2 separate regions of the Homo sapiens genome follow, and region 2 is linked to region 1. Evidence: read pairs that join two places in POLR2A ChIA-PET (ENCODE). Cell type or tissue: OCI-LY7. All regions are shown on one strand. Links, peaks and the distances in the headings refer to the core of each region. The heading gives the core; the rest is flanking DNA.

What was found. Peaks named below come from ENCODE experiments on the same cell type or tissue, not always from the same donor. Only the 100,000 strongest peaks of a DNase experiment are listed, where the experiment ranks them.
Region 2: POLR2A ChIA-PET joins it to region 1 with 10 read pairs; 2 of 35 experiments call an interaction of 5 or more read pairs at or near these places.

What each region holds. Positions count from the first base shown.
Region 1 is chr9:37,400,779-37,406,154 of GRCh38, forward strand. LOC124902154 (a long non-coding RNA gene) reads right to left here. Exons shown (of 4, transcript XR_007061481.1): 4 at 4,428-4,727. It overlaps LOC105376035 (a long non-coding RNA gene), which reads left to right and starts at 4,663. Exons shown (of 4, transcript XR_007061479.1): 1 at 4,663-5,376. RefSeq lists an enhancer at 2,311-2,480. In OCI-LY7, for the core only: CTCF peaks have their summits at 2,978, 3,181 and 4,252; DNase peaks (open chromatin) are centred at 1,694, 2,443, 3,423 and 4,263; H3K4me3 peaks cover 3,434 bases; H3K27ac peaks cover 5,000 bases.
Region 2 is chr9:37,038,019-37,043,394 of GRCh38, forward strand. No RefSeq gene overlaps it. Among named protein-coding and RNA genes, the nearest start is that of PAX5, 6.4 kb to the left of the region's middle. RefSeq lists an enhancer at 1-561. In OCI-LY7, for the core only: CTCF peaks have their summits at 2,843 and 3,068; DNase peaks (open chromatin) are centred at 303 and 2,693; H3K4me3 peaks cover 1,981 bases; H3K27ac peaks cover 2,197 bases.

The sequences.
Region 1 (5,376 bases), core at 146-5,145:
CCATGTTGGCCACACTGGTCTCAAACTCCTGACCTCAGATGATCCACAGCCTCAGCCTCCCAGAGTGCTGGAATTACAGGTGCGAGCCACTCTACCCGGCCCAATTGTCTCGTTTTTACCATTGGCTTGGTTTACTAATTTTCGTCACTAATTTAACTACAAACTCTTTCTTTCAGAATTTTGAACATATTCCTCCATCATGTTCCGGTTCCCACTGACGCTGTTAAAGAATCCAGTGCCATTCGGATCCATGATCCTTTGTATGAAATCCACTTTTTCTCTGCAAACTTGTAGGATATTTTCTTCATGCCAGATACTTGTGTTCTTCAATTCTGGGTTTTTGAAAACAAAATATTTTTAAAATTACTTTCTTCTTTCTTTTTTTTTAGGACAGAGTCTCACTCCGTCGCCCAGGCTAGAGTGCAGTGGTGTGATCCCAGCTCATTGCAGCCTCAAACCCCTAGGCTCAAGTGATTCTCCCACCTCAGCCCCCCAGGTAGCTAGGACTACAGGTGTGTGCCACCAGTCCTGGCTAATTTTTTAATTTTTTTTTTGAAAACACTTATGCCTATTGACCCAGCAGGTGTGTGCCGCTATGCGTGGCTCATTTTTTATTTTATTTTATTTTATTTTATTTATTTTTGCAGAAGCCATTGATACCATCTAGCTAAGCTAGGTTGAAGATACTTTGGACTCGACAATTCTATATTAGGATACATGCCCTAGAACATCTCTCCCGTGCATGCACAAAAAGATATTGATGCCTGTAATCCCAGTGCTTTGGGAGGCCAAGGCAGAACGATCACTTGAGGTAAGAAGTTTGAGACCAGCCTGGGCAACATAACAAGACACTGTTTTTACAAAAAAAAATTAAAAATGAGCCAGGCATAGAGGCATGCACCTGTAGTCTTGGCACTCAGGAGGCTGAGGTGGAAGGATAACATGAGCCCAAGAGTTTGAAGTTACAGTAACTATGATCATGCTGCTGTATTCCAGCCTGGGTGACAGAACAAGACACTGACTTAAAAAAAAAAAAAAAAAAGACATTTACAAGAATGCTATGGCAACGTTGTTTATAAGGACAAATACAAGAGAAAGATATAATAAATACTTATTGACAGGGGAATGAATAAAGATGGCACAGTTATACAAAACATATACAATATTGAGTAAATACACAAGACATATAAGGATGCCATGACATACACAAGACATACACAGCCAGCCATGGTGGCTCACACCTGTAATCCCAGCACTTTGGAAGGCTGAGGCAAGAGGATCACTTGAGCTCAGGAGTTCAAGACCAGCCTGAGCAACATCACAAGACCTTGTCTCTACTTAAAAAAAAAAAAAAAAAAAAAAAAATTGGCCGGGCGCGGTGGCTTACGCCTGTAATCCCAGCACTTTGGGAGGCCAAGGCGGGAGGATCACAAGGTCAGGAGATCGAGACCATCCTGGATAAAATGGTGAAACCCCATCTCTACCAAAAAAAAAAAAAAAACAAAAAAATTAGCTGGGCGTGGTGGCAGGCGCCTATAGTCCCAGCTACTCGGGAGGCTGAGGCAGGAGACTGGCGTGAACCCGGGAGTCGGAGCTTGCAGTGAGTGGAGATTACACCACTGCACCCCAGCCTGGGCAACAGAGCGAGACTCCGTCTCAAAAAAAAAAAAAAATTAACTAGGCTTGGTGGTGTGCACCTGTAGTCCTGGCCACTCAGGAGGCTGAGATGGGAGGTTTGCTTGAGCCTGAGGAATTTGAGGCTGCAGCAAGCTATGATTGCACCACTGCGCTCTAGCCTGCGGGACAGAGCAAGACCCCATCTCAAAAAAGAAGAAAGGGGAAAAAATTGCAATCCTACTTAAAATTGCAATATTCCACCACCCCTGCCTCTCCAGCTTCCCTTATTTTTTCCCTCTGTACTTCTCACGTTGTAACATATTAATAATGTATCTCAGTTTCATACCTTTTGTTTATGGTTTGGCTCACCCCACCAGAATGTGTGTCCCATGAGAGCAGTAATCCTCTCTGTTGTTTACGGATGTTCCCAGGGCTTAGGTTGGTGCCTCACATACAGTAGGTTCTCAATATGTATATGTTTGTGAGTTTATGAATGAATAAAAGACAGAAACCGCTACTGAAAGTTTAAAACCATGCAAAGCAATACCACTTATCATTTATGGATAAACACGCAGTTCAGGTTTGGGTTACCCCTGGTGACAGAGGTGGGGAACAGGATCAGGAAGGGACACCCAAGAGTCTTCCAGTGTCCCCGTAAGATTTATTTCCTAAGCAGGGCAATAGAGATGGAAATGTTTGTTATATTATTATCAACAAGTTTTGCATGGCAGAGAAATTCTACAGCTTGAAAAAAAAGAAAAAAAAAAGGAACAGCCAGCACCTGCAGCAGGTGTTAGAGTTTCCCAGGGTTTTTCCACATGACCTCATGGGACAGGGGTGCACAGGGGGCTTCCTGTAAACCCAGCTCAGAGCCAGGTGGGGCCTGGGACTGGGGGTTCTTCCAGAGCTCCCTAACAGGGGGGAAATCCCAGTCAGATCAAGAGAGGAAGGGGCAGCCTAGGAGGCCACCTCTTCTGGGTGAGATGGGGAGAGTGGGCCAGAATGAAGCTTGATCTTACACTGTCTTAGTAACAGCCCAACAAGTTCTAGCCCGTTGCCCAGGTAGAGCCGATTTATCAAGACAGGGGAATTGCAATAGAAAGAGTTTAATACATGTAGAGCTGGCTAAACAGGAGACTGGAATTTATTATTACTTAAATCAGCCCCTCGAAAATTCAAAAATGGGTCTTTTAAGGATGATTCAGCAGGTCTGGGACCAGGGATTGGGGAGTGCGTATTGGTCAGACTGAAGATGAAATCATACGGGGGTTGAAGTCGATTTTTTTTTTTTTTTTTTTTTTTTTGGAGATAGAGTCTCCCTCTGTCACCCAGGCTAGAGTGTGGTGGCGCGTTCTCGGCACACTGCAGCCTCTGCCTCCCGGGTTCAAGCAATTCTCCTGCCTCAGCCTCCCAAGTAGCTGGGATTACAGACATGCGCTACCATGCCCGGCTAATTTTTGTATTTTTAGTAAAGATGAGGTTTCACCATGTTGGCCAGGCTGGTGTCGAACTCCTAACCTCAAATGATCTGCCCACCTCGGCCTCCCAAAGTGTTGGGATTACAGGCGTGAATCATCCGCCTGAAGTGGATTCTTGCTGTCTTCTGTTCCTGGGTAGGATCGCAGAACTGGTTGAGCCAGATTACAGGCCTGGGTGGCACCAGTTTGTGCATCAGAGTGCATCAGCAGTGCAGGGTCTGAGAAATACCTCAAGTGCCAATCTTAGGTTTTACAATCGCGATGTTATCCCTAGGAGGAACTGGGAAGGTTCAGAATCTTGTAGCCAGCTGCGTGACTCCTAAACCATAATTTCAAATCTTATGGCTAACCTGTTAGTCTTACAAAGACAGTCTGGTCCTCAGGCAGGAAGGGGTTTGTTTAGGGAAAGGGCTGTTAGCATCTTTGTTTCAAAGTTAAACTATAAACTAAGTTCAGCCTATGCCCAGGAATGAACAGGGCAGCTTGGAGGTTAAAGGCAAGATGGAGTTGGTTAGGTCAGATCTCTTTCTCTGTCATAATTTTTTTGTTGTTTTTTTTTTTGAGTTGGAGCTTCGCTCTTGTTGCCCAGGCTGGAGTGCAGTGGTGCGATCTTGGCTCACTGCAACCTCCACCTCCCAGGTTCAAGCGATTCTCCTGCCTCAGCTTCCCAAGTAGCTGGGATTACAGGCACCTGCCCAGCTAATTTGTTCATATTTTTAGTAGAGACGGGGTTTCACCATATTGGCCAGGCTGGTCTCAAACTCCTGACCTCAGGTGATCCGCCTGCCTTGGCCTCCCAAAGTGCTGGGATAACAGGTGTGAGCCACCGTGCCCGGCCTCTGTCATAATTTTCGCAAAGGTGGTTTCATCTTTATCCAAGAGTAGGGACTTGCCGCTGGATCCCCCTGTCAGACACACGCTGCTGTGAGTCAGCTCTGGATTCCGCTTTAGGACACCTGGGAGCTGTCCCAGTTCAGAATCTGATTCCCTGTTGGAAGCTCTGCCCAGAATTTCTCAAAACTCAGTCTGCATCCTGGCCCCCACCCCCATGAATAATGGGGAGAATAAATGTGAACCCGGTTTTGTCTACATCATAGGGCTGCTGTGAGAATCAAAAAGGGTGAAAAAAAACCTCCCTGCCGGTAGAGACCAGTCTAACTGCAACTGTGCATTTTTTTCTTAACTATCCCCCTATTGTTTGATTGTGTTTGCCATTTTCTCTGCTATAAACAGCACTGCAATGAACATCTTTACATGCCTGCATATGGGTGAAGGGAAAACTTCCCCTTTTCCTTCTGAAGGTTCACTGAAAATCACCTGACAAAAGGCAGATTAGTAGGAGAAAAAGGATACACATTTATTAACATTCATGGGAGAGAATTACAGTGTGATTACCCCAATCCCCCAATGGGGTACAGAAGCTTATGTACTCTTTTTCCCAGGGGAGCGAGGAGATGGGAAACATAGAGCATTGTTTTGAGGAGCAGTAAATGATTATTAAGGAGAATGAATGGATCAGGGAGACAGAAATCAACTTGTGAATGGAATGAGTCTGAGAGGCAGACATTATGTTGTGGAAAAGTCCATCCAGCTGTGGTTGGACTTCTGACTTCTTTTCTTCCGGCTTCTTTTCTGCAGTGGATAATGGGGTATCAGACGGACAGAAGGCAAATGTGTTTCTTTTGGCAAGACACTTTCTAGGTCAGATAAGGAAATTCCAGAGAGTCCCTCCAAGGACTTGAGGGGTGAGAGGGAGAGAACGAGACAAGGTTAGAGAGGCCTTGATGCTGAGGCTTATTTGTGAGGCCTTTCAGTTTTCAAAAGCACTCAGCATGCCCAAGTGCCACATTTTGGGGAATCATTTTCTGTACCCCAACACTTATATTTTTGGTTTGCTTTAAAAAAATTATTTCTCTGGGATAAATCCCAGAGGAAATAATTGGTTAAAGCATATAAATTGTTTCTATGGCTTTTCAACCTGATAATCAAAAGGATCAGAATACTGTTCTAAAGAGTTCATGCGGCTGGGCAAAGTGGCTCATGCCTGTAATCCCAACACTTTGGGAAGCCGCGGCGGGGTGGGATGGTGGATCACCTGAGGTCAGGAGTTCGAGACGAGCCCAGCCAACATGGTGAACCTCTGTCTCTACTAAAAATACAAAAACTAACCAGGCCTGGTGGCACGACGCCTGTAATCCCAGCTATTCAAGAGGCTGAGGCAGGAGAATTGGTTGAACCTGGGAGGTGGAGTTTGCAGTGAGCTGAGATTGCACAACTACAT
Region 2 (5,376 bases), core at 87-5,086, 360 kb before region 1:
GGTCCCTTGCGGTATAAACTTGGGGCTTCCCTAGGGGCGGTGCCGGGATGGATGGGGGCGCCTCTCCACCTGCAACTCCCCCAGCGCAGAGCGCAAAAAGTGCACATCGCGGGCCAGCCGTCGCCTCGGGGTTTCAGGCGGCGCCCGGGGCAAAAAGGAGCTGAGGATTGGTTTGGGTCAAAACACCCATTTCAGTTGGCAGTGGGGTCCTCTGCGCCTACAGGGCTTCGAGCTCCGGGTGCGGGCTCACTGGGGCACCATGTGCCAGCGACTCGCCACCCGGAAATACTTGGGTTGCGCTAGAATACGCAATGGGTCTGTGTTCGGGTAACCTGGTGCTCATGGTGGGTTATTACTATTGTTGTTTTACTTTACTGCTTTTCTTGCTTTCATTAGAAATGTTACTGAGAGAAGCCTCAAAGAGCGCAGACCTGGGGTCGTTTGGATGGGTTCATTTCAACTCAAATCCACTAATTCAATTCAGTTCCACGACTAGTTTCCAGCGCACAGGTACACATGGTAGACGTCAAGTGTATGCCGTATGCATATGCACAGAGACGCTATTTGAAGGCAACTCTTGGAGAATTTTGAGATAAAATTCACTCTCCTGGAGTTACATTCGCAATATATGAATATGGAAAACAGGCAATCAGTTGTATTTAAAATTTGCCAACACGTCCCAGCAATCCACTCTCACCTAAGAATCCAAAATGGGGCATTGAAAAGATTTACTGGCATTCTGGTTGTTTAATATTGAAAACAAGCGTAAATCAGTTCATTTCTCTTTATATTTCTTTTCAAATTTAACAATACCATAATAAGTGTAAGTAATAAAACCATATTTTGCTAAAGAAAGTTTGCACATAGGATGCTTTATTTCTATCAGTATTTATACGATGTTCTGTTGGCTCTCCTCACCCCCTTTTCTTCTAGTTCACCGTGTAATGTGAGCTTTAAATATTCATGCGTCGGCCCAGACTTACATTTATTTAATGTGTTTTAAACTAATAACATTTTAATGTGATATAATTTGATTCCATGAAGTACTGGAACATAAAAAAGCCTACTGCACAAGCGATTTTGAGTGAGGGTGAGTGCACAAGCTAAACGATTCTTTTAGTTTTGGACGCAGATCAGAGTGTTAAACGGAAGTGAAGCGCGCCTTTAAGTAAGCCCTTTAATATTCTCGTTTCTTCATTCTCCATTTTTCTGTAATAACTTCAGAGCCGTGGCAGAGGATCACCCCAGGATTGGGGTGCTTTCCCTGGAGCCTGCCTTGTGAACCTGCAAATCGCCAAGTGAATACCTCAGCCTCAGGGCAGGTTGTGGGCTGATTTTTATTTTTTCTTTTGGGAGGGAAGTCTTTTGGGAAGGTCAGGGGGCTACAGGATATGAAGTCTGGATTTGAGAACGTGCCGGAAATAAAACTGTGCTCTAAAAATCTTTCAGGTTTGCTGCTGATTAACTATCTTTAGCAACCCAGCCCAGAGTAAGATGGAAAAGATGAGCTACACTTGGGCCAAAGTGCCTTTGAGATGAGCCCTGAAGCCAGTCTCAGTGTTTAGCCATCACCAGAGACACTTCCCAAAGCCTTAACTTTTCCTTCACTTTGTACTGGAGGTGGGGGCCTTCTGGCACTGAATGCAAATCTACCAAAAAAAAAAAAATCCTCTACACAAAGAAAAATTAAAGATATCCCCTAATTTATTTTCGGTCAGATGAAAACCATCTGAAATATCTAATATGAGGAGCTTATGGACATAGAATCAGAAAGTCATTATCCCCCTAAATCATGAAAATATTTCTAATGGAAAATCATGACATTGTATCCTCGTTATAAACACATAGTGTGGACCTATCACATAAGGAAACTCCGTCAATCTACTATTACCTAAGAATCCAAAATGATACATTGGAAAGATTTGCAGTCTGAGGACAAAATATTCATACGAAATACGTACCAAAATAATCATGCTAAATTGTTCATACTGAAATGCTGCTATCCTTTCAACTAAAACAATCTTTAGAACAAGTATTGGCAATTTTCTGGACAGATCTTTATAAATCTTCCCAGCAAAACAATTAAGAAATATGTACTCAGATTTTATTTTTACAGGATATATGTGTGTATATGTATATATATTTTATGTATGTATATATTTACATATACATGCGCGTGTGTGTGTAAAGTTCTCTACCATAGGCAGGCTGAGAGTTCAAAGATGGGCTTTTCCTTGTTAGGTACAAATTCTTATAAACAAAGTATGAGATGGAAACAGTTTAGTGAATTTTTTCCTAATTTGGTACAGCAGTTGGTGTCTCATTTCTCATGCAATTTGCACGTAGACTCATGTACCCCATGAAGTGACAAAAGAGAATCAGGGATGAAAACCTGCCAGTGTCTGCAGGCGGTGCCTCAAAGCGCTCTTTTGGACACACGTTCTTGGTGGTGGGGAGTTTGCTGCCTCTAAACCAGGCCTGACCTTTTGTCTTTTGACCTCTGATGCATGAAATTAGGTAGCAAAAGAAAATGAAGAAAAGGATACAAAAACATGGAAAAACAGCCCTCCTTGACAATAGTCATTGTATCAGATCATAGCAGAGCTGCCCTACATAGCCCAAAGTGCTTGTTTATAAGGCTGCGGGTCTTCCTGGCCACTGGGTTCCTGTTCTTCTTTGTGGGCAATCTGCATTTGTTGGGGGAGGGACTACGCACTCTTTTTAATTAAGCTCAGAGCTGGGTTTTGTCTTGGCTCCTTTCACCAAAGCCCGTTTAGCGAGCGTTTGGCCCCTCCATTTCCTCTGAGGTCTTCTGTGTAGGCTGGGTGCCTGGGGGTACCACCTGGGGCAGCTTCCAAGACCCAAAGGAAAACTCTGCCCCTTCTGGCCACCCAGGCTGAAGCTGAATCCCAGCTGGCGTGGAGGGGAGAGGGTGGCAAGGGGTGGGGTCATGCTCCTTGGTCCTGAAGGAACACACACCCCAAGTGAATAGACTTCCACTCTTTCTCCAAACCCCGTCAGAAAGCCTGAGTCACTGGTGTTCCCTGCCCCCTCGGCCTAAGGAGTCAGCTCAGTACCCTCCCCTGTCATGAGAGCCAGGGAGGAGGGCAAGAACATTTGCAGAGATGCCTTCAGCAAGCCTCACACAACATCCTTTGATCCTCGAAGCCACCCTGGAAAGGGGTGCACAGCCCTGGGTTAGGAGCCACAGTACAATGGGCACCAGGCCCCGTCCAGAAGGGAAACAGGCCTCGACTTAGATGGTAAGAGAGTGAAGATGTGTGCAAGCAAGAGAGATCTGGGAGAACTGTGCCAGGTACTGAAGCCAGACTCTGGAAAGGGGGAGGCTGGAGGGGACATCTCTAGAGGGTGACCTGAGATGAGTGTTGAAGGGTAAGTAGGACTTTGCTAGATAAATAAGGAGCAGATGGCATAACTAAGATCTGCACTTTGCAGAAGAGGCTACTGGATATCAACATACAAGCAAAATACTGAAAAAAGAGCTGCCCAAGGGTTTGGGAACAATGTAGGAATGGCAAATGCTTCTGAGGGAAGGAATTCACAATGGTTTGAGGAACGGGACAAAGGAAGGAAGATGGCTAGAGTGGGCAGGCCCCTGCTGTACCTCATGAAGATGGCCAGAGCAGCAGCTAAGACATATTCTCTCCTTACCATATGGAGTAAATGGACCCACAGGCCAAAGGGAAGAAATAAGAGAAAGGCCCTAGGACCAAAGGAGAGAAACATAGCAAAGCTTACTCTCCATCAGTTTTTTGGATTTTTTTTTTTTAACCTTCTCCCCTGGGAAGTTTGCACAAAGTTCCCTCAACAACCTCAGTCTGGAAAAGCAAACCAACCACCCTCAGCCTGGAATGCTCCTCATGAACTTTACCAAATCCTCTCAGGCTGTAAAGACCCCCCCCAGAGCCGCAGCTGGTGGCCACCATTCTCTGCTCAGGCCACGTAGCCCTGAGCTCACCCTTCCTGTTACCTTATGGGTTGGAGATGAAGTGTCTGTGTCCAGTTCTCACCACTCCTCCTAGTCTCCTGGCTCCCATGGGCAGGACTTCTCCTTTGGGCACCAGCTCTTCTGGAAGTAAGTCATTCTGTTCCCTTATAACAGTAGCTTCTACACTTCAGTGTGAGAAGAATCACATGCAGATCCCTGGGCCCCAGCCCCAGAGAGCTTGGTTTAGTGCTATGAGACCGAGCTTGGAACCTGAACGTCTAGTAACTTCCCCAGGTGAGTAGGGTGCAGGAAGTACCTGGACCATCCATTGAGAAACACTGGCTTAAAAGCTTTTTCAGAGCAAGCACTAAGCCACTGTGATTCACTGACCCCTGCCCCACTCACCAGGTCTACACCTGTCTAAACACCCTGAACGAGAATTTGTGAGGCTGGCAACATCCAGATCCCCAAAGTATCAGCAGCCATATTGACAAACCATTCCTGATTTGCCCCAAAAGGACCAAAAAAAGTCTGACTTTGGTAATGGATGTGCCCCCTTCCTCTCATTTTAATTCAATTCTATTCAGCAAAGACAGCCTTGTGCTTAGTCCTGGAGGGAGATGAGAGCCTCCTGCCTCAAGTTGCTCGAAGCCACACTGAAGAAATAAGCCTTTAATCCACAGAAGAACTTGATCCGGCTTTTTTTTTTTTTTTTTTTTTTTTTTGAGACTATCTTGTTCTGTCCCCCAGGCTGGAGTGCAGTGGCACGATCTCAGCTCACTGAAACCTCTGACTCCCAGGTTCAAGTGATTCTTGTACCTCAGCCTCCCAAGCAGCTGGGATTTCAGGCACACACCACCACACTTGGCTAATTTTTGTATTTTTAGTAGAGACAGGGTTTCACCATGTTGGCCAAGCTGGTCTCCAACTCCTGGCCTCAAGTGATCCGCCCACCTTGGCCTCCCAAAGTGCTGGGATTATAGGCATGACCCACTGCACCTGGCCCAGGCTTTTAATTATATACAATTAGGAAAACAAAAGTGGAGTCCTCCCTTCCTGCTAAGGAAATCTATGAAGATTTCTTAAAGGAGGCAGCATTTGATCTGGAAGAGTGAGTTGGAAAAGAAAGGGAAAAGGATGCTACAGACCAACAGTTCAATATGATGAGCAATGGCTCGGAGGGAGAAAATGCTTGGCTTATTTAAGAACTGGCAAGGCAGGAGAATAGAGAGAATTCCCTGGTGATGAAATTGAGACCAGTTGAGGAAACAAGAGTCCTCAAGGACTGCATTAATCTTATTTTTTTTTTGAGACAAGGTCTCACTCTGTCACCCAGGCTGGAGTGCAGTGGTCCCACCATGGCTTACTGCAGCCTTGATCTCCCATGCTCAAGTGATTGTCCTGCCTCAGTTTCCTGAATACCTGGG